2 separate regions of the Mus musculus genome follow, and region 1 is linked to region 2. Evidence: chromatin loops called from intact Hi-C (ENCODE). Cell type or tissue: left cerebral cortex. All regions are shown on one strand. Links, peaks and the distances in the headings refer to the core of each region. The heading gives the core; the rest is flanking DNA.

What was found. Peaks named below come from ENCODE experiments on the same cell type or tissue, not always from the same donor. Only the 100,000 strongest peaks of a DNase experiment are listed, where the experiment ranks them.
Region 1: a loop joins it to region 2, with 2.4 times the contacts of the local background. A loop is called at or near these places in 5 of 42 quality-filtered maps.

Annotation. Positions count from the first base shown.
Region 1 is chr2:73,770,392-73,786,482 of GRCm38, forward strand. Chn1 (chimerin 1) reads right to left here and starts at 4,955. Exons shown (of 13, transcript NM_001113246.2): 1 at 4,632-4,955. The coding sequence starts at 4,650. In left cerebral cortex, for the core only: a CTCF peak has its summit at 8,826 (motif pointing right); DNase peaks (open chromatin) are centred at 5,244, 5,806 and 10,345; H3K4me3 peaks cover 966 bases; H3K27ac peaks cover 841 bases.
Region 2 is chr2:73,580,473-73,596,563 of GRCm38, forward strand. Chrna1os (cholinergic receptor, nicotinic, alpha polypeptide 1 (muscle), opposite strand) reads left to right here and starts at 4,388. Exons shown (of 2, transcript NR_153820.1): 1 at 4,388-4,535; 2 at 8,392-8,736. Chn1os3 (chimerin 1, opposite strand 3) reads left to right here and starts at 16,054. Exons shown (of 4, transcript NR_040623.1): 1 at 16,054-16,091. In left cerebral cortex, for the core only: a CTCF peak has its summit at 4,276 (motif pointing right); DNase peaks (open chromatin) are centred at 4,305, 5,189, 6,179, 6,403 and 1 more place; H3K4me3 peaks cover 1,668 bases; H3K27ac peaks cover 5,460 bases.

The DNA.
Region 1 (16,091 bases), core at 5,194-13,193, 190 kb after region 2:
GACTTTCCTATTATCCCAGTGACTACTAGGAAACAAGCACTCCCCCATCTGGTAGATTCCAGCAAAATGTCCAAGGTGTACAATACTGACTATAGAGCAGGGTGAGTGAACTTCGAGTCCTCTAGAATCCTGAGACAGTACCAAAGAGGGGGCCACATCCTGCATGCTGTAGATCTGCAGGCCAAACGTGCAAAGCCAGTAAGGTAAGTCTGTCAGAAACATAGATGACTATTTTTGAGATTTTAAAAACAGTGTCAAGGTGGAGATGTGACTCAGTAGAATGTTTGCCTAACACCAGTGAGGTCTTAGGCCCAACCACAAGTATAAAAAAAACAAAAACAAAAAACAAAAAGAAAACAAACTAAGTTTGCTCACTCAGCAGGTATTAACTGCCAAGCCTCCTGACAGGAGTTCAAACCGCAGGACTCATGATTGAAAAGAGAGAACCAAGTTCCCAAAGGTGTCCTCTGACCTCCACACAGTCACCCTAACATGCACTTCTTGCCTTCCTCTCCCATAAGCAAGTAAATTTAATTTCAAGAAAATAAAATAAAACGTATCAAAGTTGATACTGAGACATGGATTCATTTGAAAGTTGAGAAAGTTTCAAATATCTGGATTTTCAAGATAAACATTTTCTATGCATATGTGACTTTACAAAATGAAAAGTGATGGGCATGGTGACACACTGCTTTAATCCTAACACTTGGGAGACAGAGGCAGAAGGTTCTCTAAGTTTGAGGCCAGCCTGGTCTGCAGAGCTAGTTCCAGGACAGCCAAGGCTACACAAAGATACCCTGTCTCAAAAAGAAAAACCAAAAATCAAACCAAACAAATAAAAATTGGAAGTGGGAGGCTGGAGAGATGGCTCAGTGGTTACGAGCACTGACTGCTCTTCTAAAGGTCCTGAGTTCAAATTCCAGCAACAACATGGTGGCTCACAACCATCTGTAATGAGATTTGATGCCCTCTTCTACAGCTACAGTATACTTATTTATAATAATAAATAAATCTTTTTTTAAAAATTGGAAGTGGAACCCTTAGGGTTGGAGCCAGTAGGTAAAATCCTGCCCAAAGAATGAGACCCTGACTTCAATGCCCGGCACCACATCAGACAGTCAGGAGTGGAGGCCAGCTCCTACAGTCTCAGCGAGAGAGACTGGGGAGCAGGGTTCCAAAGGCTCTCTGGCTGGCCAGTTCAGCCTACATGGCAATCCCAGAGTCCCAGTGAGAGACTGTCTCAAAACGTAAAAACTAAGATAGGGAGCTGAGGAAGGTGGGAAAGAGGGTAGAAAGCGGATGACGTGCTTGTTGGGTGAGCATAAGCACCTGAGTTTGCACCCATGGAAAGCCTCTGCAACAGCACACACCTGGAAACCCAGCACTAGGAGGAACGGAGAGTGGGTGGGTGTGTGTGTATGTGTGTGTGTGGGTGTGGGTGTGTGTGGGTGGGTGTGTGTGTGTGTGGGGGTGTGTGGGTGTGTGTGTGTGTGATATGTGTTTCTGAGAGACTGCCCCAGGCTATAAATTGGAAGGAGATTAAGGAAGAACCCTTCTGACTGCCACATGTGCATGAACAGACGATCACATACAAAACAAATACTACACACACACAGAGACACACACACACACACATAAGGTAGGGCCGAGAGATGGCTCTTTAGGTAATGCTCTTACCTCTCATTCATATTTATCCTGAATTGAGACCCTCAAAACCCATGGGGACAGTGAAAATACGCAGATGGCTAGAGCTGCTGACCAGCTTGAGCAAAGCTCCAGCCAGTGAGAGGCCCTGCTTGAACAAAAGGTAAAAGGAATCTGAGGAGCTGCACTGAGGTTTTAAATGCACAGTGGCACAAACACATAATCACAGAGGATGGATCCCAAGCAATGGCACCTGAGGCTGACCTTTGACCTTCACATAAACACATACACATGAATATGTGCAAACACATACACACACAAACACATATGCACTGCATACTCAAAAAATGGGTGTACATGGGGCTGAAAAGATGGCTCAGTGGTTAAGAGCACTGACTGCTCTTCCAGAGGTCCTGAGTCCAATTTTCAGCAACCACATGGTGGCTTACAACCATCTGTAATGGGATCTGATGCCCTCTTCTGGAGTGTCTGAAGATAGCTACAATGTACTCATATACATAAAGTAAATAAGTCTTTTTTAAAAAAACATAGGTATACATATACACACAAAAACACTAAATAAGAGCTTCTAAATTATCTAAATTAACTTCTAGTAAACACCAATACAAATATTACATACATCAAAGAAAAGTGTGAATGAAAATTTACAACACAAGTTGTAAACTGGAGTATGGTCCAAGATACTCAAGATAGGCAGCAGTGGTTATTCTGGGAAGTTAAACTCCCAGCTGGTGAGCTCTCCCCCGAGACTGGCAGAGCACATTCATCTAACTGGCTTCTCATCCCCACACCTTCACCAGGATCTCGCAGAACCTTATCACTGCTCCTCTCCATTGGTCACCAAGAATGAATACAACTGGTGTCTCAGCGTTCAAGAGGCTAAGGCAAGAGGATGGCCAAGTTCAAGGCCCTATCTCAAAAACAAAACAAAAACAAAAACAGAAAAAGAAAAGAAAAGAACAGAACAGAACAGGCTAGGGTGTAGCAGGATAGAAGCTGGGGCACTTCCTCTACCACCTCTAAGAAGACTGAAATAAGGACAAGAAGTCCTTCTCTAACTCTTAGGTACTTCTCTTTACATATGCAAAAATGTTTTTGTGAACCGAGCCAATTAGATTCAATCCCCTAGTCTTTGCCTGTAATTCAATACCTCTCAAACTTCAGTGTGCACCTAAGAGAATCTTTGAGTGTCCCTTTAAAAATCCCTTTCACCCTGGACTTGGACAAAAGCATCTACATTTAGCAGACAGATAGATGACACAGGAGACAGGAATGATCTGCAACAGGACACAGTTAAAAACAGCTGCTGCTCCATCACTACAAAAAAGTGGGTGTGGTAGCTCATCCCTGTAATCCTGGCACCTGGGCTACTGAGTAAATTCTAGGCAAACCGAGGCTACAGAGTAAGAGTCTCTCAGGCTCTCTCAGTCCCCACCCTCTCTCTCTCTTTTCCAACCCCTACTTCTGTTCTGAGGTACCAAGGTATGCTACGTTCGCATTGTAGCAAAGTGTATTTATGCAAACTGAATTCTATTTTTCACAAGCACATATCAAAACACTGAAACCAAGTCATTCCTGCTGAGGGACGGGAACAGTTTCCCACACAGGTAACAATTTCATGCCCTTCTTTTACTTATTTCCACCTAGGTAAAGGCTTACAAGCTAAAAATCTTTTAAAAAGTGTATTGTGTCCCCAGTTTAACTGCCTTGCTTATCAGGAATGTCAGTGTTCTAGAAAATACTAGATGAGTACAATTTACTTTGAAACCCTTAAAAAATGCAGAATATGTCATTAGAAACCCGGACAGATCAATTGTTCCAATACAGTCTGAAGATTTCCTCTGGAAATCTTACTGCTGTGCATTCGCTGCAACAGTTGCTAACCAGCCACAGCCATTGCTTCTAAAGAAAATATAAGCTAAGGGTACAGTCTTATAGCATTTGTAACCTTTGTACAAAAAAGTCCCCATTTCCATTAAATAATGCAGATTAAATACAAGGTAAAGTAAAGATATTATTTTCCAGAGAAAGAAGAAACAGAAGTAACTGATGCCAGCAGCTGAATTCACTTGGAGGTATTTACAACAAAAAGCATTTATGGTATGTGACAACATAACTGTGCCTGGTCAGATGACATAATTAAAACTTAACTGGAAACTGGATATGCCGAATAACTTGTGAGAAATGTGCTTGGATATTAATAATAGGTTATTCCTAATACATCATTGCACCTTCCTACTTTGAAAAACTGAATTCTTTGCAAATCTAAGTTTTGACATACTGAGTTCTCTTGAAATGATGTACCAAGGTCTGTTTTTTGTAAAAGAAAAAGAAATGTCCCTTTTCAGTGCTTTTCCCCCAACCCACTGTCATTGCAAACTGTCTTAGCCATTGAAACAATAGTGTTAAGTAACTACATCCACAAAATATCACTTCCCAAACAATACAGTTACCTTACAGTAACCAACTTTCTTCTGCCCTCTTTCCTCAGAGCACACATTTTAACCAATAACAAATTAGGTTCACATATTATTCTTGTTTCCAATGCAATGTACCAAGTCCCCCCAAAATGCCCAACAATCCAACAGGAAGCAACACACGGACGGGGCAATTCTAGAGAAGCTAGGGATGCTCTCGCATCTTATTCAAAATAATAATAACAATAATAATAATAAACTTTCCAGGATCTTTATTTACCGACTTAGGGAAAATTGGTTTGCAAACAACTAGCCAACTTCCCTCTCAAGTTGGTATGTGAGAGAGGCACGGTGTGTTCACCCCGACCCCAGGACTGGCCCGGGAGCTCACGCCCATTGCCCTGCCTGAGAGGAGACAATGGGAGCGGCGCGCGGGGCCGCGCTCCAGGAGCCCCGACAAGGCGGCCCGCCCGCCCCGCGCCCCCCCAAGCCCGCACGCGACTCCGGGGCGCGGCCCACCCGCGGCGGGGAGCCGGGGACGGCACTCACCGAACAGGGTCAGAGCCATGGTGGAGCCGCGCCGCCCAGCGCTCCTCGCTCCCGCGGCGGCCGGCAGACGGCACCTCGGCGGGGCGGCGGCCCGGGGGGCGTGGCGCGGAGGCCGCGGGGGGCCGCAGCGAGGAAAAGTTACGCGCGCGTTAGCGAGGGGCGCGCCCGGCCCGCGGCAGCCCGGCAAGCCGCCGCGCGCCCGCACCTGTCGCCGCCATGGGCCCGCGGGGCGCGCGCGGGCGGGCGGACCTGAGGCGCGACCGGCCGGGCGGAGCGACGGCGGCCGGCGCTCACCGCGCACCCCGCGACCTCGCCGACGCCATCTTGCCAGAGCGCGCCGCATTCCCGCCAGCCCCTCGGGCGGCCGAGCGCGCGTTACCATGGCAACGGGCGCGCGCACGGCCCACGGGGACGCGCCCCATCCGCCGCGCCTAGAGTGAGGCTGCGCCCCCCACCCCAAGCCCAACAGGCGCACCCCCGGGGCGACGGCAACAGCCGCCCCGGGCTAAGCGGGTGCAGCTCCTGAAATCCCGGGATTTTTCTTGAATGGGATGGGATGAGAGAGCAGAGCGGAGGATGCTCGGGCTCGCGGGCAGGCGGGGTCTCCTGAGGACCAGGGTTCGTCTGAGGATAGAGCTCCTGCCGGCGCCCTCAGGGTTAACCGGCGAGCGGTCCCTGCCTGTGAATGCTGCTAACATTCCCTTGGGTTGGTGGAGCCCCTCTTGTTTCCGATCTGTATACCCGGAATCGGGTAATTGAAATGCATCGGGAATTATCTAAAATAACTGTTAGAAGGCAGGTGCTTAAAGCCACTGTGTCTTTTTTTTTTTTTTTTTTTTTTTTTTTACGTTATACCTTGTGGATGTTGTCTAAGGGAAACATCAGCGTTCCTCGCTGCCTGGCGAGTCTCTGCCACAAAAGATTCCCCGGAGCTTTTGGGTTTTATCTGACAATCACAGGCACTGTCTCTAGCTCTGGTGTTTTCTACTCGCCTTGTCGTCGCCTTAATTAGCGAGAGGGCATCCAACGCTTGAGGGTTTGGATTTTTGTTTGTTTGTTTTTTAAAGGCTCAACTGTGATGTTTTTCACTTTATTTCTCGTTGCTACCTTTGTTCTGTATAAAAATAGTCCTTTTCCCTCCTACTTTCTCTGTCTAGGGTTTGTTAGTGTTTGGGTGTGTAATCGTGTTTGTTTAATCTTCAGTCCTCATTTTCTCCTGCGTGCACTTCTTGTTTTGCAGGCTCCTCGCGTTCCCTGGTGTCATTTTTCCTCTTTTCTCTAAATTTCAACTAGTTATTGTGTTATTTAATATATCTCAGGAATCAAATCTTTATAAAACGCTAATTACTACCTCAAACAGAGTGCAGCTAATCAATCATCATTTCACAGCACACTCAAGCATCAGAAAAGAAGAAAAGCCGGTAGAAAGGAGGAGCCAAGCCTTTTGTTTCAAGCCAGTTAACTCAAAAAAGAAAGAAATATTAAAATAATCAGCCTGAGTGAACAAACGTCTAGGCACCTGATCTTACATTAAATAGATTTTCATTAGCTACTGGTATAAAAATATTTCTTGGAATCACCAACATTTTACAACATTATTTTCAATAATCTCCTTTTGATTTTATGCACTCCTCCCTTTTTTTCTTGAGAAAAAAAAATTACAGTTCATCAAGATAAATGAAAATTCAAGAAGGCTTTGTTGGACAGATTTTACAGCCATGATAGTATCTCTGCTGATCCAATCTGCAACCAGATAAATCAGTATCTAGAGAGCCCATTGTCTCAACCAGGAGTATCTAGAAGAAATACTTCCCTTCTTCCTAGAAAAGTACACATAAGCACACCAAAAAAATTTTTTTCACATCTAAAAACAAAAACTTTTTTAAAATCTTTCATTGAAATTTGAACAGATTTAAAGAAAAAAAAGAACAATTTAAGGATCCCCACCACCACCACCACCACCACCACCACCACCACCAATGTGTGCTTATTTAGTGGCAACCAAGAGGAAAAGCTGAGTCTTCTGCAGTTCTCCCAGACAACCTCCTTCACCACCCATCCCCCAAGCCTTTAGAGCATGTTTGGTTTGAATTTAAAAAGGAAAATCTGTTTACCATTAGAAGCAAAGAAGCAAGGTGGATTCTTTGTCCTCAGCGGTTTTACATTTGTGGGTCGACTTCAAGTTCAGGAGATTACAACTTGCCCTGAGTCTTTATTCACAAGCAGCTCTCTTCGGGACTGTATGTCCATGGAGGTTAAGAACCGAAAAGTGTTTATTTTCTTAGTTCAATTTAATGAGAGTTACCAGAGCACCAAGCCTTTGGATGTGAGAGTTCAGTTTGCTGGAGTTTTCTCTGCCTGTTGAGGAGTTACTCTGAGGATCAGTAAGAGGGCACTTAGTACCCCTCTGCTGTGATTCACCCACTGTGCAGCCAAGCTCTAGTTACCAGACCAACATTTCACTTTTTACTAACAGCAACCAAACAGAGCTAAGTCCAGTAATGGACCCAGCTTAGACTTTAGAGGAGACCTTCCCATTGCCTTCCTCTTGTCTATACAATACCTTGATAAAGCCACACTCAATAGAGACAGCTGTTTTTAAGAAACTATTGGAAATAATGATTAAAGTGAGTGTTGGCATCTTCTCAGAGCATCTAGCTCTTGCAAGGGACGTTTTCCCACTGACTTCTCTAGCAAACAAAATGCTTTCCACACTCAAAGTGTTCCCTCTTATAAGTAGTATTGGTGCTTATAATGTCACCCTAGCCATTAAGAAATAGTGTGCCTCTTTGCTTGCTTAGTTGGAAATAAAGCAGTAGCCTCCTACTTCACATTCAATGTGAGGAGAGTGTTAACTACCCAGAAGTGATTATTATGGGTGGTGACTTTGGTCATTTATAAACAAGGCAAAAAACGAATTTACTTTTCAAAACACACACGCTTCGTTCAAAAATTTAATTGTGACTTAGCAGGAAAGTAGAAGAGCCAGTCTGTTTGTAGTGCGGCTACTAAATGGCTGTTCAGTTTTAAACAAGGCTTTGGCTCTCTCTGTCCTTACCTCCCTCATTCATAAAATGAGAGGATGAAACCATGGGAGTTGATCAAGTCTGACATCCTTCTTGGTTGTGTCTGCCACAGGGATCTTTAACAGTCTTTAAGTGGATTGTGGATAAACTGGAAGATGATTGAATCTTTAACATATTTAAAGCAGTGTTCATGTAAAGTTCCTAAATGCTCAATGTAACCAAGAAGTCACACTTCTTAGAGCACCAACTCTCTTCTCTCACTAGTAATGGATTACACAACAGTGCTACATTTACAACATAAAGGAATCTTTTCCAGTCTCAGCAGTATTAAAATTGAATGTATGCTGAGAAATCTATTTTAAATTTACTAAAATAGTTTCTCACTTCTATCCAAATTCTGTTGAGTAAACAGAACTTAGACAATCCTTTAAAAGCGTTTTTGCATCGTGAACTAATGGCTTACTGGAGGGTTTTAGGTTTTCTTTCTTTCTTTTTTTTTTTTTTTTTTTTTTTACTCATTTAGCTTCATTCCCGTTGGTAAACATTGATTTGTTCTTCAGTTTTGAATGAAGCAGAAATTAATGAGGCAGCGTCTGTCTCACAATAACAAGTTAAAATTATAGTGCTTTATCTTGTCAACACAGCTTTAAACACTGGAATACCAGCCATATTAGCACAGTTCCCAAAATAGTGCAGAAGCTTGTTGTTAAAGGGAAAAGGTTGCGCAGTTTGTTTCTGCTAATTTGATAGAAGCATTTTCTATACCTCAGCATAGCAATTACAAAGGTTGGAATTATTTCTTAAATGTTAACACAGCCTGACCATATGTAGCAGCTCCGTCCTGTGTTCATGTTAGCAACTGGCAGCTTTGTTTCCACTGTGTGAATTAGTTTGAGGTGAGTTTCGTTTGCTATTGGTTCCTTCTCAGGTTTTCTGAATAAACACTACATGATATTCGTGGCATTTGGTGACTTTGAAGTATCATTTTAAAAGGACAAAGCTTTATGCATGCAAAAGTAACTTAGACACACGTGCCTTGAACATAGGAATTCAGATGGAAATCTAGAACTAGAGAGAGAGTGTGCATCACAAACTATAAAATTGGCCATTACACTTAAATAATTTAAATTAGTGTTCAGAAGAATTGATTGTGTTCTATTGACCACCAGAGGGTGCCTATATTATATCCACTGGAGTAATATTGTGCCTTAGAAATGGTCTGAAATTCCATCCAAGAAAAGTATATAAGAAACCATAAGAATTGAAGCCAAGATTTTGCTACACAATGCTTACTCTCATCAAAATTATGCTAAAAGGCCATCTGGCTTCTTGTGGCGTGCCACTGAGGAGAGACTAAGGCCTTCCAAGTTAGGCAAACCAACCAGCACTTGGGCAGCTCTGTGATTGGGAAGGAGGGGAAGCAACAAGAAGGGGCATTAAATTCGAAATGAGAATAACCCGGGATAATGAGTTTCTTCTTACTCAGCAAGAAGAGGGGATCTCAGGTCCCTGGGTGATAGAACCTGGGGATTACTAAACCACCAAGGTTAGAATGGTCTAAGAGGCACAGGTGCTTCTAAAAAGTGTGATAGTTTGTATCAAAATCACCAGTGGACAGAGGATTGGGAGAAGGAACAAGAAGGGGGAGGGGAAGGTCTACTTTTAATTTTGCTTTGAATAAATGTTTTTAAAATAATGCTTATTTTCTGGTAAATAGTATAACAGATCTCCTGGGATTTTTTTTTATAGACTCAGCATCAAGTATATTTTCAAATACATGTTAGATAAAAGCGCAATGATTTGGCTGCCAGTAGGTTTTTGTTCTATCCTACAATCATATTATAGTATGTTAAGCCAGCATTGCTATTCAACTGTATTTTTCTGAGGTTACCAGGCATATCTAATGCACAGTGTGGCTAAATGTCTATTTAACTGGGGCAGTTGGATTTCTGCCAGGTTTGCTCGAGAGTATATAATCGGATTTGGCTACAAATCAAATCTCCCTAACATGGCCGTGGTTTTTCTGACGAATGTGGGTGTCCACAGTGAGGGTGACTTATTCAGGGTGATTACATTGGGAATTTAATCAGCACGATGCCTATGGTCCCTGGGTAAAAATTAAATTTCTCGTTAGTAGAAAGCTGAAAGGGATATAGTGAGTTTCCATGATTAAAATCAGAGTCTGTTCCTATGATAGAGTTTTCACAACGCTCTTTTGTATCCAGTCGTCTAGGACTTTCCCAGACATTTGTGACAATGAGCAGATTTAAATTCACGCATCCGTCTCTCATCCGTTCAGCAAACGTACCGTTGATATACAAGACCTCATGCAAAATTCTGGCCTAAGAACCCAAGATTATCTCTTCAGATCTGCTAAGGTGTCTTGAGGACTCAAGCTTGCCTTGAGAGATGATGAATTACGCAAACAGTCAGCACTGGATACACAGAGATTAGGTTGAGGAATATGAGGAAATCCTGAGCAAAGCAGGCAGGACCCGGCTGTGCCCAGGAACTCTTTGAGGAATGGGGACATAGGGAAGGTGCGGGATGCAGGCGGGGCTGCCGAGCTGATGGATCTTAACATTGCTTTATGAACTCTGCCTACTTTCTACAAACATTTAAGACAACTTGGAATTTGAATCTATTATATACAATTCTGCCTTGAAACTGTTCTCACTGCCCCATTTGTGTTTGTATGTCGCTGAATCTCCCTGCTGATGAGCCAAGTTGGGTGATGCGCCAATGCATGAATCCCCACAGAGGCAGAAAGTGAACCAGTGCCAGCCACTGGTTGTGCTAAGGCAGCATGGTTGAGATGAGCCAGGACACAGTCGAGAAGAGAGCAGGGGGTGGGCAGACCATGTTCACACCTTCTAGGTTATTCTTAGGATTAAACAAAGCCAGAATGGACATTAAACAAATGATTTCATCTTCTCTCAGTGTGGAGTATCTTCCTCGGTATTCAATAAAAGCCAGTTTTCCCCTGAAGTAAAGGACCTGAATCTTATGCCAGGTCCCTTCTTCTCAAAGCATTGTCATCTCAGTGAATGAGGCCTTTTCTATCTCACAGTATTTGCTTCCCATCTAAACACATAAAGATGGTGCCACAAATAACAAGCTTACTAGAAATCACAGTTGAGCTTAGTTATTTGACAAGTGTGTTTGTCTACTACACAGTGCCAATCAGACTGTCAGATCCTTTTCATTAGATGGGCAAGTGTACATTATGCCAATCATTGGCTTGTAACTACGTCATTCACCATAAAGTAAATAGATGCTGGGTCCTCCAATAGCCCATCTCTGCAGAAAGTTGCACCTAGCATAAGTATTTTGTAAAAATTATAGACTTTCCCAGGTATGATGGTACACACCTTTAAACCCAGCACTTGGGAGGCAGAGGCAAGGCCAGCCTACTCTATACAATGAGAGCCTGTCTTAGAAACAATCAATAACAGGGTTTATCGGTATTTCATTTTCTAAAGATACCACACATGAATACATGAGCAGTATAAAACTCCTTGTCTCTGTTTCTCTGTGTGTGTCTGTGTGTCTCTCTCCCTCTCCCTCTCCCTCTCCCTCTCTCTCTCTCTGCCATAACCCACAGTTGACCTACAGCAAAGCACATTTAACCCCACAAATCCCACCCACCCACCCCAGCCCCTTTAGCTTTTCCTGCCGCACTCCCCATCCCTGTCTTCCTGGTTATTACTCAGCTTGCTCTCTGTATGCTGTTTGCTGTCCTTCACCTTCAGCGATTGCTCTTAACTACCCCTGGGACCTAGGAAATGACCCCACAAGCAAAACTCTCCCTCTTGTTCTCTGACTCTTGGCTCTAGCTCTAGCCTCACTAATCTGTTGTGTACCACTCAAACACTGTGACATCTTTTTTTTTTTTAATTAGAAAGTGAAATGGTAAGAAAGATGGTCCAGATTGAAAAAAAAAAAAATCCAAAAATCTGTAAAGAGAAAAATGTAAGGGTTGGGGCTAGTGTTTTTCTATGCATGGGGCCCTGGGGTTGAGCTCCAACCCCATGAAATAAATCATTTCTACGGGCTGGCCAACCTGAAATTCTTGTCTTCAGAACTCTCTGGAAAATGGTGACTGATGGGAAACGGCTGACTCAGCTGTACAGAGAGGGAAAGGAAGAATAAAAAGGGGTCCTCCTGAGCCTGTCCATCATTAGTCTATCAGCACCCCCGAGACAATTAGAAATTAAGCTAGTAAGTCCTTCAGCAGATGAACGACTGGGTAGAATTGGTGTTACCAAGAAGAAGCAAGAATACCCTAGGGTAGAGCAATTTCCTATCCATTGTTCCTAGTCAGGAGAGAGCTGGCTGATTCCCTTCCTTTCTGATCTTGGTGCAGCCTAATTGCCAGGCTTTATTTAAGGGTTTGATAAGGTTTGAGCTGTGAAGGAAAGCCATATGTCACAGGGAATGTCTTCCTGTGTTTCTTCTGAAGAACAATGCAAGTTGTAGAAAGATGACCTCCATCGACAGGATGACATAATGTGCTCTTCCCAACCAAAAGAGGAAACCGTGCAGAGTGAGCTTTTCACGCCTGCCCGGACTTCACAGGCAGACTTTCTGTCTACCACCCTTTTCTGTCCTCGGTGCATTATGTCACATTTTCCCCTGCACTCAAGCCAAGGTTCCTTCTGTGTAAAAAGCCTTTTTAAAAAACCAACTACGATGGGACATATTTTGATTCCATTGACTCCATTGCCTAATGGAATGACTAATTCATTCCTTCAAGCTTATCTCTTTGTACAGTCAAACCCTGTAGGGAAGCGCTGGCGTCACTTGTCACACAGTGAGCAGGCATCCCTTAGTCCCAATCACCGAGACACTTCAGGGCTTTAACCCAGCTCCTTCTTTCTCTCTTGCACTGAGACTTAGAGTTTGTGTAATTAAAAAAAACTTCCCATCGGTTCTGCGAGCTCTCAACCGCTTTCACATCTGAGCATCCTGCGGCAGTTTAAGGAATGCAGAGAATTAGATGCTTGTTTAAAATAAGGCAAGCAAACAAGTTAGATGTCAGATAGACAGACCGACACTATCCAGCCAACAAGATAGGTGACAGACAGACAGACACTGTCCAACTAAGCCCTCAAAGCATCCATGTAAATTCAGATTCACCAGGAAGCTACCTCACCCCAAAGTACTTCTCATTTATCTGGGCTCACAGAGAACTCTTTAAATATGGGACTTAATGCAGTTTACATTCTATGTGTCATAATTATTTAAGTATTTATGCAAATATGTTTTTTATTCTTTCTCTTCCTCCTTTTGCCTGTCCCATCCTGGGCCCTTAAGACCAAGCTCTTCTTACTATTGAGGTTTGCTTTATATTCCCCAGCTAATAGATTCTCAGCAAGTAGCAATCGGATGAACTGGTAAATACATTAACTAACATATATATGGACATTAACACTGATTGAAGCTGGCTGTGAGTGGACTAGATCTCATAGCAGGAGGATGCTAGGATATGGCTAACCTCTGCTCAGTGGTTTGCTCCAGCCAACAGTTGTGGTAAATGCTGCATGGTTGCATGCTAAAAAGCTGAGGTGAGCCAGAATGCAGAAGGTTAGCTATGCCTGCGGGGTATTTGCTTTCCTGTTTAGTTCATTTGCAGGTCAGTGGACCAAGCTTTGCAAAGTCAAGTCAATTTTTTTTTTAAATGAAGGCCAGAAATAATACCTACATTTTCTTTTTAAAACGCTACTTTCAGGACCTGCTGGCTCATACCTTACATCTTAGCACTTGGGAGACTGTGATCTTTTGGCAGATCTCTGAGTTCAAGGACAGTCTGGTCTACATTGTGAAACAAAGTCTCACAACCACAACCACAATAAAACATAGTTATAATTAATTCACAGGCCGAGAATATATGTGGCTTAGAGATAGAATGAGTACTTTGCATGCCCAAGTCCCCAGGTTTAATCCCTAGAGCCATAATAAATGAATGAATACAATTTAAAAATACTTAAAATTGTTGGGTTATTCTTCATACAATTACCAAAAGAGGGAGAGAATAGAAAAAATGTTGAAACTATGGTTAATTTTCCTGCCCCAAAAGAACTACTGTTAACATTTATTTATTTTAAGAGTATTTATTTATTTATTTTTCTTTGTTTGTTGTTGTTTGTTTATTTTAAGATTATTTATTTGTTGTTGTTTGCTTTGTTTTTCAAGACAGGGTTTTCCTATGGAACTCTCTGTAGGTTTATATATATTAAAACCTACTTTAATAAGGGTATTAAATGCTTTAACCTCTCTTTTATCCCATCACCCACCAGAGGTAGTGGAAAGGAAACGTTAATAGGGCACAAGAGGATGTGGACCTGTTTAGAAGTAGTTCTTTGGAGCAAATCCAATCTGCATTGTCAGGATATCAGCAGTTTAGTTAACACAAATCAGCAGGGGTGGTTTGATCTACTTGCAAACACCATTTACGAATCAGCAGCAGCAGTTCAATCCAGAAGAAACCTCTAGGCTCTGCCGGTCATTCGAGTCTGTGAATCCAAATGATTACAACAGGTAACATACAACTTTACCCCCTGCCATGGTTGTGTGTGATAGACCTGTGGAGGGTTACCATGGTTGTGTGATAGACCTGTGGAGGGTTATCATGGTTGTGTGATAGACCTGTGGAGGGTTACCATGGTTGTGTGATAGACCTGTGGAGGGTTACCATGGTTGTGTGATAGACCTGTGGAGGGTTACCATGGTTGTGTGATAGACCTGTGGAGGGTTACCCAAGCTGGATATTCTTCTTGAAGATGAAGTGCAGTGTCTAATCAGGGGCTGCTTCAAACAATCTTCAACCATGTGGAGTAAGAAACTGAGATATCAGTCTGTAGAAAACATGAACAAGAAGATACGAATGAGAATTTTGATGGCAATGTTTCTAATTAAATTAAATAATATTTGACTGCAATTATTCTAAGGCCTAGAGAAACCTGAAGCTTTTCTAGGTTTTATAGCTAAAACATACACTGTTATGGGACAACTATCAGATAACTAATGACATACATGGTAATATATTCTTAACACAGCAGTCAAAAGAAGGCCTCAGACCTTCTCAAACTGGAGTGGCAGATGGTTGTGAGCTGCCATGTGAGTGCTAAGGATTGGACCAGGGTCTTCTGGAAGAGCAGCCAGTGCTCTTAATGGCTGAGCTACCTCTCTGGCACCAGGAAACTAGTGTCTTGAAGACTGGACTGTATTTTTGAACCCAACTACATAGGGAGACAGGGGGAGAGAGCAAGTAGGAGAGATGGAGGCAAGTTGGGCAATGTCAACTGTCACCAGGGCCTGAGGGTTGCAGCTTGCTTCAGGTGACATGGAGAGCCACAGGAAGGACTTGGGGAGAGTGATGTAGTCCCATATATTCTTTCAAGGGTAACACCTCCTGATGTGTTAAGAAAATATTATTGGGCCAGCAAGATGGCTCAGTGGTTAAGAGCACTGATTGCCCTTCTGAAGGTTCTGAGTTCAAATCCCAGCAACCACATGGTGGCTCTCAACCACCCATAATTAAATCTGATGCCCTCTTCTTGTGCATCTGAAGACAGCTACGGTGTACTTATTTTTTTTTTCTCCATTCTTTTTATTAGATGTTTATTCACATTTCAAATTTTATCCCCTTTCCTTGTTTCTCCTCCGAAAACCCCCCATCCCATTCTGCCTCTCCTTGCTCACTAACCCACCCACTCCTACTTCCCTGTCCTGGCATTCCCCTACACTGGGGCATCGAGCCTTCACAAAACCAAGGGCCTCCTCTCATTGATGTCCTACAAGGGCATCCTCTGCTACATATGCAGCTGGAGCCATGGGTCCCTCCATGTATACCCTTTGGTTAGTGGTTTAGTCCCTGGGAGCTCTGGGGATACTGGTTAGTTCATATTGTTGTTCCTCCTATGGGGCTGCAAACCCCTTCAGCTCCTTGAGTCCTTTCTCTAGCTCCTCTATTGAGGATCCTCTGCTCAGTCCAATGGATGGCTGTGAGCATCCACCTCTGTATTTGTCAGGCACTGGCAGAGTCTCTCAGGAGACAGCTATATCAGGCTCCTGTCAGTAAGCACTTGTTGGCATCCACAATAGAGCCTGGGTTTGGTAACTGTATATGGGATGGATCCCCAGGTGGGACAGTCACTGGACACCCTTTCCTTCCGTTTCTGCCCCAAACTTTGTCTCTATATTTCCTCCAATGGGTATTTTGTTCTGCCTTCTAAGGAGGACTGAAGTATCCACACTGTGGTCTTCCTTCTTCTTGAGCTTCATGTGGTCTGTGAATTGTATCTTGGGTATTCTGAACTTCTGAGCTAATATCCATTTATCAGTGAGTGCATTCCATGTGTGTTCTTTTGTGATTGGGTTACCTCACTCAGGATATCGAATGGCTGAGAAGCACCTAAAGAAATGTTCAACA
Region 2 (16,091 bases), core at 1,222-9,221:
GACGTGCCTTGCTTAACATGATCGCTATACTCTTACTAGATGTAAAGTGTCTGAGAGTCTACATAGATCATGAGTCAGAGGCTTGTCATTGTGTTTGGTGTTGAAGATCAAACCCTGACTTCACACGTGCTAGCTAAATATAAATGGGTTAAATAGAAATGGCTATCACAACTCTACCAGTGTACTGAACCCCTAGTCTTGTATATAGGGGTTTTAATTAATTAATTAATTTGCTTTATGTGAGGGTGGTGGTGGTATGCCATGGTGCCTATGTAGAATAGAGAGAGTCTTCAGAAGTTGGTTCTCCTACTGTGTGTGCCCTGGGGATCAAACTCAGGTTATCAGACTTGGTGGCAAGTTCCTTCACCCGCTGAGTCATCTCGCAGGCCCATGAATCAATTATTAGCAAAATACTTTGAGCATGATTTCAGTGGAGGCTACGGATTTGAGTAGACACCACTGTGCAACTGTCCTTAACCACGCAAGTGTACTCTCCCTAGACATGGAATGAAATTCTGTGTCATAGGCCTGTGACATCTTTTGTGCCTGCATGAGTTTGAAAGAAGTAGCCAGTGTTGAATTGGATGCTGGAGAATTCCATATACGATCATATGCAGCTTTTAACAAAGATAGTTGGTTTTTTTTTTTCCCTTCTGTGAACTGGTTTTCCCCCAGGGCCCTAGGCAGCAATTCCCTCCCCTCATCTCTGTCAGGCAGTACCAAGCCCACCCAGAGCTTAGCTGGGCCCACTGCAGCCTCCTGTGTCCTGTTATTACAGCGCAGCACTTCGTGGGAAGTCTTCCACCCCAGTGGCATTTGTTCCAGAGTCCTGTTTCCTGCTGCCTCCCTCAACCCACTCTCCCTCAGGGAAGCAGAGAGCAGAGCCCTTCAACGTCTCAAGCCCTTTGTTTAAAAGATCCCCCAAATGGAATATACTCAGCAGTGAGCAGCATGCAGTTGTTCACGCTGAAGCATTTTATTAACTAAACTCGGCTTCTTTGTAGAGTTTGAGTGGGTTCTGGCAGAAAGCAGGCATATGAAGACACCCTTGCTGCTCCCTGCATGCCCTGGTCCTTTCAGGGCTGGATCTTGAGCAAAGTCTCTTACCTTGAACCTAAGGACAGGGTTCTGTCAAATTATTCCACTCCATAGGGGCCAAATAAATAGATAAGGGGCTTGCAGAACAGAGGGCAGACCTGAACATCTACCTTATCTTTTCCTGCTTACATTGTATCAGTTAACTGGTACAATAGCCAGCTTTCTCCCTCCTGCAACCCTGTGAATTTGGAGTTACCCTGTCTTCCCATCTGCCTCTTCTCCATACAGAGCCCCATGACTGAATTCTAGTGAGTCAAACCTGAGCAGAGATTCTCTGTGTGTGTCGCCATGTTTTTGCTAGAGGCCCAGGCTTCAATAGACACTTTGCTCACCAGGAAATTGGGGACAACAGTTTTATTAAACAATTTTCTAGTACCTAACATGGGATTTTTTTGCCTCACTTTAGTCTCCAATATCAGTTTTCTTGCCTTCCTCGGCAATGCTATATGTTTTTTTAGAATTAGTTTTTAATTTTTAATTGTTTTTCTTTAAAAAGCACCATTTAGATTTATTTGTTTTATTTTACGTGTACGAGCATTTTGATTATGTGTATGTCTGTGTACCGTGTGTGTGCCTGGTGCCTGCGGAAGTCAGAAGAAGGCATCAGATGCCCTGGATTGGAGTCATGGATGATTGTGGGCCATCAGGTGGGTGAAGGGAACCAAACCTGGGTCCTCTGCAGGACCAGGTGCTCTTGACCGCAGAGTAATCTCTCCAACCTCTAGAGTTGTGTGTTAATCATCCCTAGTTACTGTACAAATAATCCCCAAAATTTCTATAGCTGTTCATAATAAACAAATGTTTTGTTTTCATTCATGGATTTCTGAGTGGGAGTAGGGTAGTGGGGTACACTCCTCCACAGTCACTCAAAGATCCAGGATGTCCCAAGCAAAGCCAAGGCTGCCATGGGGTGGCACTCAGCTGTGCAGAGGCTAGAAGGGTAAGATGTCTCTCCTGGGTCCTGGAGACTCTCTCTGGGACTCACTGGCATTGCTTAGCAAGTCGGGACAAGGTAGAGATGAGAGCAGATGAGAAACAAATCTGGAGATTCGGAGTCTTCTGCTTCAATTTCCAAAGAGTAAGGAATAAATAACATGGAAAGAGGGCTTTGCGCTACAACAGCTCTGGTTGAAGAAGGTCAGGGCTGGGGCTGGGAGTGGCTCCTAGTGGAAGGCTTGCCTAGCAAGCACTGGGTTCCATCTCCAGCACCAAATGAATGAATGAATGAATGAATGAATGAGGCCAATGAAATGGATCAGTTCAATCCCCAGGACCCACATGGAGGAAAGAAAACTGAGCCCTGTAAGTTCTTCAGACCTGCACATATGTGTTAGCACATGAGTCAGTTCATATATCATATTCAGGTAAACACATACATAAATAAGCACAATAAACAATTTAAAGACAAAAGCTTTTAAAAAACAAGTAAAATAGATAAAGCTTTGAATGGATCAGGTTAAAGGTGTGAATGCAGGTAGAGAAGAAAATGAACATTCAAAGCTTGGGAGGAGGGAGGAGGGAGCAATGAAGACTGGGAAAGAGGAAGCCAGACACGGGAGGAAAATGAAAGGCAGAACAGCTCTGGGGGCCCGAAGGAGGACCTGAGCAGGGGACAGTTAGGACCCTGGGAGGCTGTGTTGGCACTGCTAGTGGACCACATGTGACATGAGTGTGGGACTTAGTGACATGGAGACCACTGGTGACTTTGACACACACAGCGTCCTGGCCAGAGCAGATTTAGGAGGGGGCAGAATTGGGGATGCACCTTTGCAAAGGGTGACAAAGAGGCGTGTGGGAGACAGTGAGGGATGTAGGGGAAAAATTGAGGTGGGGCCTTCTTATTTTCAAGAGGAGAATTCACAACGTATTTGCATGAAGATCACAATGATCCAGTAACAGTGAGTGTGTAGCCAAGAGCAGGAAGAAAAGAGACGTATCCAGTGGCTCTAGATTTTTTTTTTTTTTTAGTATACCATAATTTGCTTAAGCAACTCTTATCTTTGGATACTTGGGCAGCTTTCTTTATATCTCCGTGTGCATTAGCTTGTATAAAAAAATCATGCGGTGAGAATCTTTATACATACAGATCAGCCCACTGGGTTACACTCCCCCCAAGGCAGAAGTGCTTAAGTAACTTCAGTGCATACCAAATAGCCTGAGTCTCTATCTAGAACTTAGGAGGTCTCTGAGGCCCCTTTTATTGGAACTGTTCCTTTGACCCTACCACATTGCACTGTGATGTCAATTCTGCAGTTGATCAACATCTGTCTCTTCTACTGGACTTTACAGTGACAAGAGTCATGCCTGGGTCTCTTTGCTCTTGGTTGTTGCTTCAGCCTGTGGAGGATGGAGAGTCAGTAAGTCGTTGTTGCTGAGGGGTAAGTGGAAGTAAATTATAATTCAAGAGTAGAGTGGCAGGGTGTGGTAGCTCAGCCTGGAATCCCACCACTGCAGAGGCTGAGGCAAGAGGATTACTGGTTCCAGGTCAGCCCAGGCTATTGTCAGACCTGTATCAAAATAATAATAGACTAGGATAGATTGTACTGCTTGCTTTTATTTGAGGCAACAATGAGAATGTGACCCTCATTCTATCAATAACGCCAGTGCCATTCTGGGTCCCTCCAAAGTGTTTATGACTGACTAGTGAATGAATGAAAGAGAACATATCTATAAAAGCTCATCAAACGACATGATACAGAAGCAATCAAAAGCTGAGTTTCACTGAGTTTCATGGTTTGATGAACGGATTACAGTGGATCTGTCACTTCTATCCCCATTCACATATTACAAAGTTTATTCTTTATTAGATTTTTATATTATATTGTTACATAATTTCATGTATGTATACAATGTATTTAGGTTACACCTACTTCCAACCCCCACCCTCAACTCCTCCTGTGCCCATCCTCTTCCCAAATTCACATCCTATTCTTTTAAACAAAATTACAACCCAACCTAATTAGTGCTGCCTATGTCCCACCCGAATTTTAATTTTATTTTAACTGAGACGGGGTCCCTGCCTAGCCTGGAACTAGCTATGCAGACAAGACTGAACTTGAACTCACCTACTTCTGGGATAAAAGTCCTGTGCCACCACATTTGGGGCTCCTAGGAGCCCCCACCCCCACCCCCGCCCCTCAACCCGTGAAACATCCTTGTGCAGTGCTGTGCAGCAGCCCAGCGGCCAGCAGGTGGCAACAGACGGTCATTGAAGTGGTGATCCAGCCGCAGAGCCCTCTCTGAAAGGGCCGCCCCCCCCCCCCCCCCCCGCGGGGCTCTGAAGCCTTTTGCTATCCACAAGCGGAAACACCAAGCAAGCCAGCCTAGGACTCCCCTCAGAAGGGTCTCAGCAAAAGTCCAGCTCAGCTCCTGACATTGTGCGGCATGAAGTCCGGAGGAACTGAACAGTCGGAGAGCTGGCTGCAATGAATTTGACGGTTTGTTTTTTTTTTTTTCCCAAGGCCGACAAATCTTATCCAGGAATCTGCCTTTATCTTGGTCTGTCGGAAATGCTCGGACTTTTAAATTCTATTTTGTTATTGTTTGGAATTTTTGTTGTCAGACAGGGTCTTTCTATATGCTCCAAGCTAATCTGCAATTCCCCGGCCTCATTCCCTGAGTGTTTATATTTACAGGTATGTGCTGTGCTATCAGACTCACCTCCACCCCCAAACACACAGACAAGCTCTGAACCATGCACTTCAAGTTGATAGTTTTGTGATCAAATGGATCACACAGTGCTTCCTATGAGACACAAGCCAGATTCTTCGATTCTTTCGCGGCCTCTGAGTCTTGGAGCTGTGGTTCACAGCAGTAGGCATGGCGGTCCTATCTAGTTACAAGCTCTCCCTTTCTGAGAGCGGAAGAGGACATCATCCCTGAGTCAGGGAGAGAGTCCTGACGTCTCCCTTTTCGCTCTCCTCAGCGGAGTGGTGTTACTGTTGGGATTCAGACCCAGAACAAGAAACTGGGCTGAATATTTAACATACCAAAGTGGACCTGGCTTCCGGGTTCTCCCAGCATCCCTCAGTACCTACCTGGCAAAGCATGCCCTCTACTCTAAACTTCCCAGCCCAGAGGTTGGGCTTCCCCTCCCCCCAGAGGCTCTTCCCTTTATGAATCAGACATTCCGCTCTCCGCCCTTCTCTCTTTTCTCCCTTTCTCTGTGCGAGCTTTCTCTCTTTCTCTTCCTCCCTCCTCCACTCCCCCCACCCCCTCTGTCTCCCTCTCCATGGCGACTTGGCCTCATTTCTTGGAACCAGTGATCTCTCCTGTGTGCAGTTTCCCAATAAACCTGCCTTTATAAATATCGCTAATCTGGCTTGAATTGGCTCATTTCTCCGCCAGAGAAATAATTTATCAGTTACCTGTGATGTGTCCGAGTTCACTTAGACTACAAGTTGCAGACAAGCCAGAATTTGATGTTTCTTTGTGTGTATATATGTTCATGTGTGTGGTCTGTGTGTACACATGTATGTATGTATATATGTATGTTGGGCAATTGAAGGCCAGCTTTCTCAATCACTCTTCACTGTCTTTCTTTCTTTCTCTCTTTCTTTCTTTCTTTCTTTCTTTCTTTCTTTCTTTCTTTCTTTCTTTCTTTCTTCTGGCTGTTCTGGATATCGCTTTGTAGACCAGACTGGCCCTGAACTCAAAGAGACCCACCTGACTCTGCCTCTGGGGCGCTGGCATTAATGCTGTGTGCCACCATGCCTAGTCACACCTTCCTTGAGATAGGGTCTTTTACTAAACCTGGAACTCAACGATTAAGCTAGATTGGCAGGTCAGCAAACTGCATGGGTTCATCTGTCTCTACCTCCCCGGCTCTGGGATTACAGACACAGGGCACCATGCCCAGATGCCTATGTGGATGCTAATGATCTGAAACCAGGTCCTCTTTCTTGTGTGGCAAGTACTTTACTCACTGAGCCATCTCCCCGGCTCCAGAATGGGACGTTTCTGATGCCAGTTCTGATGTTCCTGGGTTAGCATCCAGAGCGCAGGCAGAGCAAGCCATAGGAGCAAGCCAGTAAATGGCACCCATCCATGGCCTCTGCACCAATCAGCTCCTGCCTTGAGTTCTTGCTCTGTGTCAGTTCCTGTCAGTATTCTCTTTGAAAATGCACTATTGTATGCAGAACCCTACGCTGAAACAAACCCTTTTGTCCTCAAGTTGCTTTTGGTCATGGCACTTTATCATAGCAATAGAAACCCTAACTAGGACACCAGTGACTAGAAATTATAGCTGGGTCTGGCCCCTTGGATAATGCAGGAAATGCTTTGATGGGAAAGTACTGTTCCGGCTGGCTCTTCATAGTCCCTGGATCAGGCACAAACCAAGAAGAGGGAGTCTCCTGTGGCAACCGAAGAGTGCCCTGCAGAGTCTCAGTAACTGCCATCTGCAAAAACAGGACTGCGACTGCCTGCCTGCTGGGGGAGACCAGAGTGAATGACAATGACTGGGGGGGGGGGGGCTGGGGGGGTTCGCTAGGTCCGAGAAGGACCTGAGCTGTGTGGGGAGGCTGGACAAACAGGAAGGCAGCCAGGACTGACTTGATAGTGACAGAGAAAGCTGGATTGTAATTTTAAGGGACATTGTTAAGATATTTAAAACTTACTCCCAGCTTTGACATTTTTTTCTCAAGAGAGAAAAGACGTGTTCTCTGCTCCATTTCTCTGAACTGGACCAATGCAAAGATTGGACCACGCGGAATCCTGGGATTGTGTCAGTTACATAAGCAAACTTTAGTCTCTGCTGAGATTTAGAGTCAAGATCATGAACATTCCACCCTCCATTCGTCAGCTGCCTGAGTTTCTATTCTAGGAGGTGTGAAATGTTAAACATTGTTCTTCACTTGTGTTCCTCAAATAACTTTTAATTAGTTTCAATTTGGTCTAGGAATATTCCACTGTTGACACTCTGACAAAAACTATCAAAAAATAAAATTAATGAAGAATTCACTTTTTAAAAACCATATTATATTAATAGTAGAGTATTTTATATCTACCTCACCCAGAAACAGATATGTATGTATGTATGTATGTATGTATGTATGTATGTATGTATATATGTATGTATTTATTTATTTTGGTTTTTTGAGACAGGGTTTCTCTGTGTAGCCCTGGCTGTCCTGGAATTCACTCTGTAGACCAGGCTGGCCTCAAACTCCTGCCTGCCTCTGCCTCCCAATTGCTGGGATTAAAGGCATGTGCCACCACTGCCCAGCTAATTTAATTATTTTAAAAATTTTGTTCTTTAAAGATTTTTTTTTTTTTACAGAAAGAATCGCATAGGTAAAGAAGTCACTTAACTGTTATTTTTTTTCAACCTGGGTGCATTTTTTCACAATGCGTTTTTTCCATCATCTTCCAGTGAAATTAATTGCTTTAGTATAAGAAACACAATTGAATCTCCGATTGTGACTGGCTTTAGCCTTTGAAAATGTGTCTAGCTGGATGATCGTTGTTTTCATTATGCACTGGAATGATAATCAGACCCTCCTAAAATATGCTTGCCAAAGATGAATGCTTGCCATACTCCCAGAACATATAAGGCAGACGCCAAACACGTGCAGAATCAGCGCTGGAGTATTAATGGAGCCCTCCTTTCCCCTCTGCCTGTCTTGTCAGACAACAGACCTGGCCAGCTACTTGGCATCTAAACAGGTTTTAACACCTGCAAATCCTTTTAGCTAAAAGATGGACAACTATCAAAGAGCTGACCCTCCAGGGGACAGCCCAAGGCTGAAGCCCTTTCAGCAACAATCTGGAAGAGATCAAAGCAAATTCTCCAAGGGCATTTTAAGCATAGTGGAGCATGTTTGTGGGGGGACTCTGCACATCAACATGACCTAAGCTTGCTCTAAGTTGGCAACATGATAAATGCATGAGCAGGTTTCTTTAGAGAAGACCAGGGTGTGCTTGACTGGTCCTTACAGTCTCACGGTCACTGTTTTCTGAAGTCTTATGAAGTCTGACAGCCAAGCAGACATACTCTTGGTTTTCACATTGTTTTTCCATCACCGTAAGCATTCAGCAATATTGGCATGATCAGCCACTTCAGAGCAAACACCACTGTAATGGCTCCTACAAGTGCTAAGGAAAGAGGGCCCATCTTTAAACTTGTCTTGGGAATGAATGCATGGCTAACAAGGAGCATGGGCATGTGTGTAAACATACAATGGGTGGTGTTCTTAGGGCTCTACAGTGGTGTGTGTGTGTGTGTGTGTGTGTGTGTGTGTGTGTGTGTGTATAGCATGCTTATTGATGGTGCTGTATTCTTTCTTTTCACAGATGGCTTGCACTACATCAGGATGCAGAAGAAGATATAGTAAGAGCCTACCTAGACTTCTCAAGAAAGTTTCCTGAAAGCAATATTTTCCTTTGTCGTACTAGTCTCAAGGATGCTGGTCTCATCTTCCTACTGTGTGGCCTGTAATCACCTCTATCTACAGCACCACTCTCTATGAGTCCCTTCTGTGTGCTGGCCTTTGTCACAGTCTGGGTCACAGTGGTGATTCCCAGCAGTGAAGGGGTGGGGTGTCTGGAGCCTTTGTATAAACACAGTAGTCTGCTGGGAGCATTGATGATTATTGTTGATGACAATGAGAAAAAAAATGAAGTTAACCATTTGTTTAATGTGCTGCCAATTCTTTCTTTAATTTTCCGTGAAGCAAACAAAATTATGCATTAGCTATGTTATGACTAAAACCCAAATGTTGATTAATACTTACAGTGATAGAATAACAATGTGTAAACCAAGAAATATGCCTGCTTAGCTGCCAGACTTCCAGCCAGAGAACAACTGTGAGGAAGAGAAAACCATAGAAGAACGTTTGTCTGCAGGGAGGAGAGGACATAGCCCCACTGTCCCCTAGGTAAAGTAGCCTGTACTCAATTCTCAGAAAGAAGAGGAGGAGTCAGGAGAAGACAGACAGTTAATGAGATATCTGATAGACAGGGAGACAGAGTTCCTCAGGGGGCTAGTGTCCTGACAGACCTCGGGGGAGATTCCATGTTTTTCCAAATATCCAGTCTCCTAGCCAAACTCTATACCATGTCTTATTTCCTTCACCCTATCTGTAAAATGTCAGCGTAAAACAGGGGTTCATCTGAAACGGTTCTTCTCTCCCCCATCCTTATCCTAGAGAAGCCCTTGTCCTCAGAGAGCAGTGGACAGATTCTGGGGACCCTCCGAGCTTCAGGACGCCGTCTCCTGTAGCCCAGGCTCCACCTTGCTGACAACACCCTTGAACTCCTGATCCTCCTGCCTTTACCCGCCCCCCATAAAAATAATTTTATGGGCTGAGGATGTATTAATAGCTCAGTGGTAGAATACTTTTGTTTAAGATCCTAAATTCAAGCCTGGGGGGAGGCAGGGGGGAGGGAGGGGGGAGGAAGAGGGGAAAGAGTGTGAGCAGACTTTCTCACTTGTAGAAAAAGCCTCTTCATATGGATTTCTCTGCGTCATGGTTGTTCTCTGGCTGAAAGTCTGACAGCCAAGCACACGTAGTTCTTGGTTTTCACATCTTACTCTATCACCGTAAGTATTAATCAACGTTGGGGTTCTTCGGAGCAAGCGCCACTGTAACGGTTCCTTCAAGTGCTAAGGAAAGAGGACCCATTTCTAGACAACGAAGCCTCACCCAGCACGTGGACTTCTGCCCACTGTCTGTCTGTCTGGACTCTTCACGCTGTTGCCTGCACCCTAAACCCGCTGAGATAGAAACTTGAGAGGGGGCGTGTCCTCCAGCCCTGAGTTAGAGACTGGATGAGGGTCTCCTCTGCTCCCTCCCACCAGGTTGGCAGACCAGCGGCAGGCAGAGCAGAGCTCAGAGTCTGGTTACAGAAGCAGTAATGGCGCTGCTGAATTTGTGCCCTTTCCTCTGTTTTTCTCTAAAACTGTTTTCAGAAGTAGTTAATGCTGTTTTGATAAAAATTCAACTCCATACTGCTTGCTTTGCATTTTTAGGAAAATAAAGGCAGCTTTGGCTGGTGCTGGGAAGCCTGTTCCCGTAGAGCAGAGGACAGACAGTTCCCGGAGACCCTCTTAGCTTGATGACAGGGTCTCTCGGAGCCTAGGCTGGCTTCTAGCTTGCTATGCAGCTGAGAATGTCCTTGAATACTGATCTTCCTGCCTTCATCTTCCAACTCCTGTGATCTTAAGCCTGGGCTATAAACCAAGCTTCATGGCCGCCACTCTGAAAACGCCACACGATGCACAAGTGTGACAGATCAGCCAGTAAAGGAACCTGCTGCCAAGCTGACCCATGTGACTTCCATCCCTGAGACCCACATTGTGGAAGGAGAAAACAACTTTCACAAGTTGTCCTCTGACCACCGCATACACACCATGGCGTGTGCACAGGTAAACAAATGCAATAAAGACATTTTTAAAAGAAGAAGAAAGAAAAGCTAGCAATAAGGGCCTGTGCCTCAGCCTCTTCTCTGCTCAGCCTTTCTCAGGATATTGGGAGCCCAGACAGACGTGGAGGACACTTAAGAGGCTTTTGGGTTGCCAACAAAGTTCCAGAGGGGTCACAGATGGGAGACTTGGCTGTGACAGTCTTAGCTTCCAGCTAGACTGGTTCCAGACTTAAACAGGAATTAATTCTGCAAGAACGAAGTGCTTATCCTGCTCAGGGCACCTTCAAGCTCTGCCTCTTAAAAAACGTCATTGTCTGGAGACTGTTTCCTAGGGAATAGCTAGGGGCAAGTTTGGAGGGTGGCACTCTCAGGTCCATTATCCTTTTGGGCTATCTGCCTGCTACTTAGGAGGGATCCTGTTGTTTCTTAGAACAGCCATATAAGGATGTATTCCCAGGGGATGACTGTGGCCGGCACCCTCAGTCACACGTTTCTGTGTGTTCTTTTTAACCCTACACTAGAGTGCACTCGGCCCACATATGTGAAAACCGAGACTCCGCAGGCTCCCTCCTGGAGACCTAGCTCTCAGTTTGCCTTCTGCCCTATGGTTTGTGGGTGGAGCTAATGGAAAAGACACCTGGGAAGTGGACAGAAAGAAGACGTCACTGCCAGAATACAAGACACCTTGGTCTGAATCCTTGCTTACCTTTGAGATGAGAAGCTGAGGGGGAAAATCTGGTTGCAGACAAGGACTGGAGGGTGGGGACAGGCAGGGGACAGTGGGGAAGCAGAAAGGAAAGACACATAGAAATAGGGGAGATATTCATCAAGATAGTCATAGCCCTGAAATTCTCACACTTTATTAAAGCAATTCTTCCCTTTGTATTAGACCAGGATAAATACAGACAGACTTAGGTCCCTGCCACCCCTTGGGAGATCGTTCAGGACACCCCGTTTGAAGCCCTAAATTCTGACATGTTGGATTGGTTACAAGGTCAGTTTCATCACCGGAAAGTCACCTGGTGTGTTCGTGGTGTCTGTTTGTTTTCTCTGTCTGTCTGTCTGTCTGTCTGTCTCTCTCTCTCTGCCTTTTTGAAGCTGGGTTCATTTCCAAAACTCCACTCAGGCATCAGTCAAGGGTGGGCCTGATGTTCACCAGCTAATGATAAAATTCCACAGTCAAGTTTTCCCAGTATTCCTAAGGGAGGAATCCAGAATTAATGATCTGACCGTGACAACTGTAGCATGTGTCCCCACACAGGCTGGTCTGTGGGTCCTTAGCCTAAGGAGGACTGGCCTGGGATGAGCAGATGGTAACTGGTCCACCATAGCCTCAGACTCCTCCCTCATCTGCAAAGGCTGCCTGCACTGCTTTCTTGGAGTCTTCTCTGTACAGCAGAGCCACAGTCCTGGCCCTCGCCCCAGGGGTGGTGCTATGGTTTGGTCATTTGGACACATTCATCCCCAACACCCAGAAGATAAAAGGCAGGAAATGTGCAGTTCCTATTCCCATGTTGGGAGCGGCTGGACCAGACCGCGTCACTTCTACAGGGAGGCCATGGGATCCTGGAAGCAACCGTAGGGTAGGGTAGAATGTCCTCAGAGTCAGGCGCTGGCTCAGCACATGCTGAGGGGAGAGCCCCTCTTTACAGACTGACCGCAGGCCACTTCACATCCACTGCTGCTTGTAAGAGACAGTCCTTCAGATTGTCATTCCCACGGTGGCTACCCATTGCCCAGGCGGCTCTGTTCCAGAAAGAACCCATTTCCTCCCAGTTCACTGCTAAGCAAAGATTGTGAAACTGGATGCAGGCAACGCCTCCAGGGTCTGTTGTGCGAGGTTTAGAAAATTCTAGTATTCTGAAAAAGTGACAGTTGGCCCACCAAGACCCAAGGCAGGGGCAGGGGTTGGGGGTTGGGAGGAGGAAAAAAAGCCAAGGGCTCTTTTTTGTGTTTTCTGAGTGGCTGAGAGCCCTTCCCCTGAGTCAGCCATCTGACTTGCATGCTTTTTCTATAAACAGACCGCCTCTTCCGAGAGGCAGAAGTGAGTTTCACTCCCACCCACGCTCAGGATGTTAAGACATTTGCAGAATGATTTGTTCTGGACCAGGGGAGAACACTCATGTGAAAGCATGCCATGTCTCTTCCTCCAGGTGTGTGCCATGGGGCTAGGGTCATGGGGGCAGTGGCGGCTGTCACTGGCTTTGTTAAGTGGCCATTTCCTGGCTTTGGTGCAGTTAAAGGGAGCCCTGGGTCATGAGGCTGCAGGAACAGCATTTCTATATTTCATTGTCTTGGGGCTGACTAATGCACCCAATCATGATCATGTGTGGTTGTGCTCCCTGGGGCAGGCTGTGCTCCCTGGGGATGGACTGGCACAGAGTGCGAGGACAGAGCCAGCTCCTGTGCCCAGATGAAGCTCAGTCTCTTGTTGAACAGAAGCCACTAAAGACAGGTACTCAGGGACAATAATGTCCTTTTGTGCCTTTGTCTGGGGCACCTCATTAAGGTAGAGACCAGCCTGAGCTTTGACAGGACAACCTCTTCCTGTGTGTTCCAGGAGAACATAATTGACTACAAAATCTTTTTTTGATGTCACTGCTGCCAGATACAAACCCAATTAGCCACAGAGCTAACTCGGATGCATCCTGGGAACATGGAACTACCACGTTCTACAGCTAATCAGACCCATGGAAGGATGACACATCTGGATGTCATCAGGAAGGGGTTTCTGGGGACATCAGGGACTGCTTGCTCTCAGAGTCTCCTCCTACCATTATGGGTGAATTACAAGGCTCCAGAGCACTAAGAATCAGAGACCAGCTCCTGTCTGCTCAAGGCCTCTGGTCGCAGAATATCACTGTTTTATTCAAAGATTTTTTTTTTTTAATAAAAACTTGCTGAGGCCTTACTTCCAGCAGAGTTTCTCAGTCTCTCCATAGCTCCCTCCCACAGGTCTCCATGAGCTACCTGACTGATCTGACATCTCACATGAGTGCTCTCTCTCAAAGACCAAGGAATCCTTCTTTGTGACTCTCCTGAGACACAAAGTCATTTCAAGGCTTAGAGGGATATTCTGGTCCACCCTGCCTTGGTTTGAACTATTATCATTGACAGAAGTCCCTAACAGGCTGGGCATGGGGATATATGTCACCAAAAAGAGCAAATGCAGAAGGAAGCAGTACCTGAGCTTTGACTGGCCAATATAAAGGGATGGGGCGGTCATCAGTCATAGTGACCTGCAGTGCTGTCTGGGAGAGCCACTGGAGTTGCTGGGCACCCGGTGTATCATAATAAAAGCCCTACTTAGAAGTAACTATCAAAGTAGAGCATTTAGGCTTGAGTCAAAATGCTCCCCTCCCCTCCTCCAAATATCACACAGAAAGCTGGCAGGGGCTCTTTGCTACTCTGATTGGTGGCCTTGCCATAGATATCGACTCACATAGCACATTAATCCTTGCTGCTATTCTGGTGTGGGTGTGAGTGGCAGGGGCCTGTGCAAGACCTGGAGGCTTATAATCTCCCTCCCCACCAAATATGGGCCTTATCCTCTTTTAACAATGTAGCAGATGCTGTAGTGGTCTAAGCATGGTGGCTCTATCAGGCAGATAGCACTCCGAAAGAAGTGTGGTTGACTTGAGTGCGAAGACTCCATGCTGTGGTCATAGCACTTGGGAGGGTGAGGCAGGAGGGTTCACAGGGCTTTGTAAGGCTGACAGAGGGTTGAGGGTAACGGTGGGTCACAGGGAAGTCTGGAGAGAGAGCCTCGGGCCTTGGCCACAGTCAGGTGCAGTTACTCCAGACTCCCAGGCCAGTGTGAATCACTCTTAACTGCTGTGGTTGCTGTCTGCAGTGGTCCCTCCTGCCTCCTGTCAGGCCACACCTGTGTCTCCTCACTCACAATCAGGTGCCCCTCAGTGGCCTGAATACCAGAGTGGCTTCTGCAAGAAAAATGAGACAGAGAAGCAGACAGAGGTCAACAGGCTGAGATGACTTTGTGGGAGCAGCAAGGGATCCCTACTCCCTCCCACCCGCATGAAAGCTGAGTATATTCAGAGGGCTGGGGGAATATGTGCGTATACATGGGGGATATGTGCATGCATATACATGGGTAGCTACCAGAAGTTACAGCTCTGTGTAGGTGTGTGTGTGTGTGTGTGTGTGTGGAGGGGGTTGACTGGGAGCAAGGTAGTTTGTTGTTTGTTTGATTGCTTGTTTTAGATAATTGGACATATTATATCTGTAGGTGGAATACAGTGGTCAGGCTAAACCATTCTTTATGGCTATGGGCTATGCCCAGTACAACCTGACTCACTTCATCATGACTTGAGTCTATTACCCAACGGCTTCTACCACCTTCCAATGGAAACTATCCAACAGCTTATCGCCCAGTGGTTATTGTTGTGTTTATAAAAAGATAAAGAGAGGGGAGAGATGTTCTATGGAGGTGTGGTCAGGCATGGGGGAAGGGAGTACCTTGGTGGGTCCATGCTGAGGCATCCCTTCCCCATGAGGGACCAGCCACATGACAACGGTATAGTATAGAATAGAGTTTATTCAGGGCATGGGAGGGGAGTTAAGAGGGTAGTAGAGGCAGAAAGGCAGAGAGAGAGAGAGAGAGAGAGAGAGAGAGAGAGAGAGAGAGAGAGAGAAAGAAGAAGAAGAAGAAGAAGAAGACGAAGAAGAAGAAAAAGAAGAAGAAGAAGAAGAAGAAGAAGAAGAAGAAGAAGAAGAAGAAGAAGAAGAAGAAGAAGAGGAGGAGGAGGAGGAGGAAGAGGAGGAGGAGGAGGAGGAGGAGGAGGAGGAGGAGGAGGGGGAGGAGGGAGGGAGGGAAGGGGGAGGAGAGCCATGAGCACATGGAGAGAGAGGGGGATGGGAAGCAGAGAAAGAGCAAGAGAGGAGCAAGAGAACAAGAGTGAGGGCAAGCAGCCCCTTTTATAGTGGGTCAGGCCTACCTGGCAACAGTGGGGTGGAGCTTAGACAGAATGCTAACAGTTATAGTGAAGGTTGAACAAGGTGTTGTCACAACCTTCCAAGATTTTTCTTTCTGGCCCATAGCCACTCTCTTGGTCCAAGCCTAGCGTGCCAAGTGGGGAACATCTGAGCTTGACACTCCTCTTAATCCTTCCGGAGTATCTGCCTATCTCTCCTGCAAACCTCCATGGGGGAAGGAGAGCACAAGAAACAGTCAGACCAACTGTTGTTGCTCTAGAGAAAGCTTAGGGCCGAGGGTGTAAGAGTGTAACATTAGCTCCAGCCTCTTCTTCTCATCCCTTGGCAGGCATCCTACCGGGACATTACGAGTCCCAAGCTAGCAGACCTGTGTGTCCCGACATCTCACCTAGGAAGTGGGTATACATTAAAGGGGTGCCACATCATGTTCCCTGACCCCTTTCCTTGCTCCCTGCCTTGGAATCAGGGAGCCTGAATCCAGGCTTCTGCAGGGAACCTCCTCCACCCTCAAAAGGTCTATGAAGAGGCTCCTTCTTTTTTTACTGGGGCTCTGATTCTCTTCAGAAACTCCATCACGAGCGCTCTCTCTGGTGCTAGAGCCTGATCTACCCTCTCAGGTTCTGCCATGCTGATGTCCCACCCCCATCTCTCTCTGTAGATGACATTAACATGTC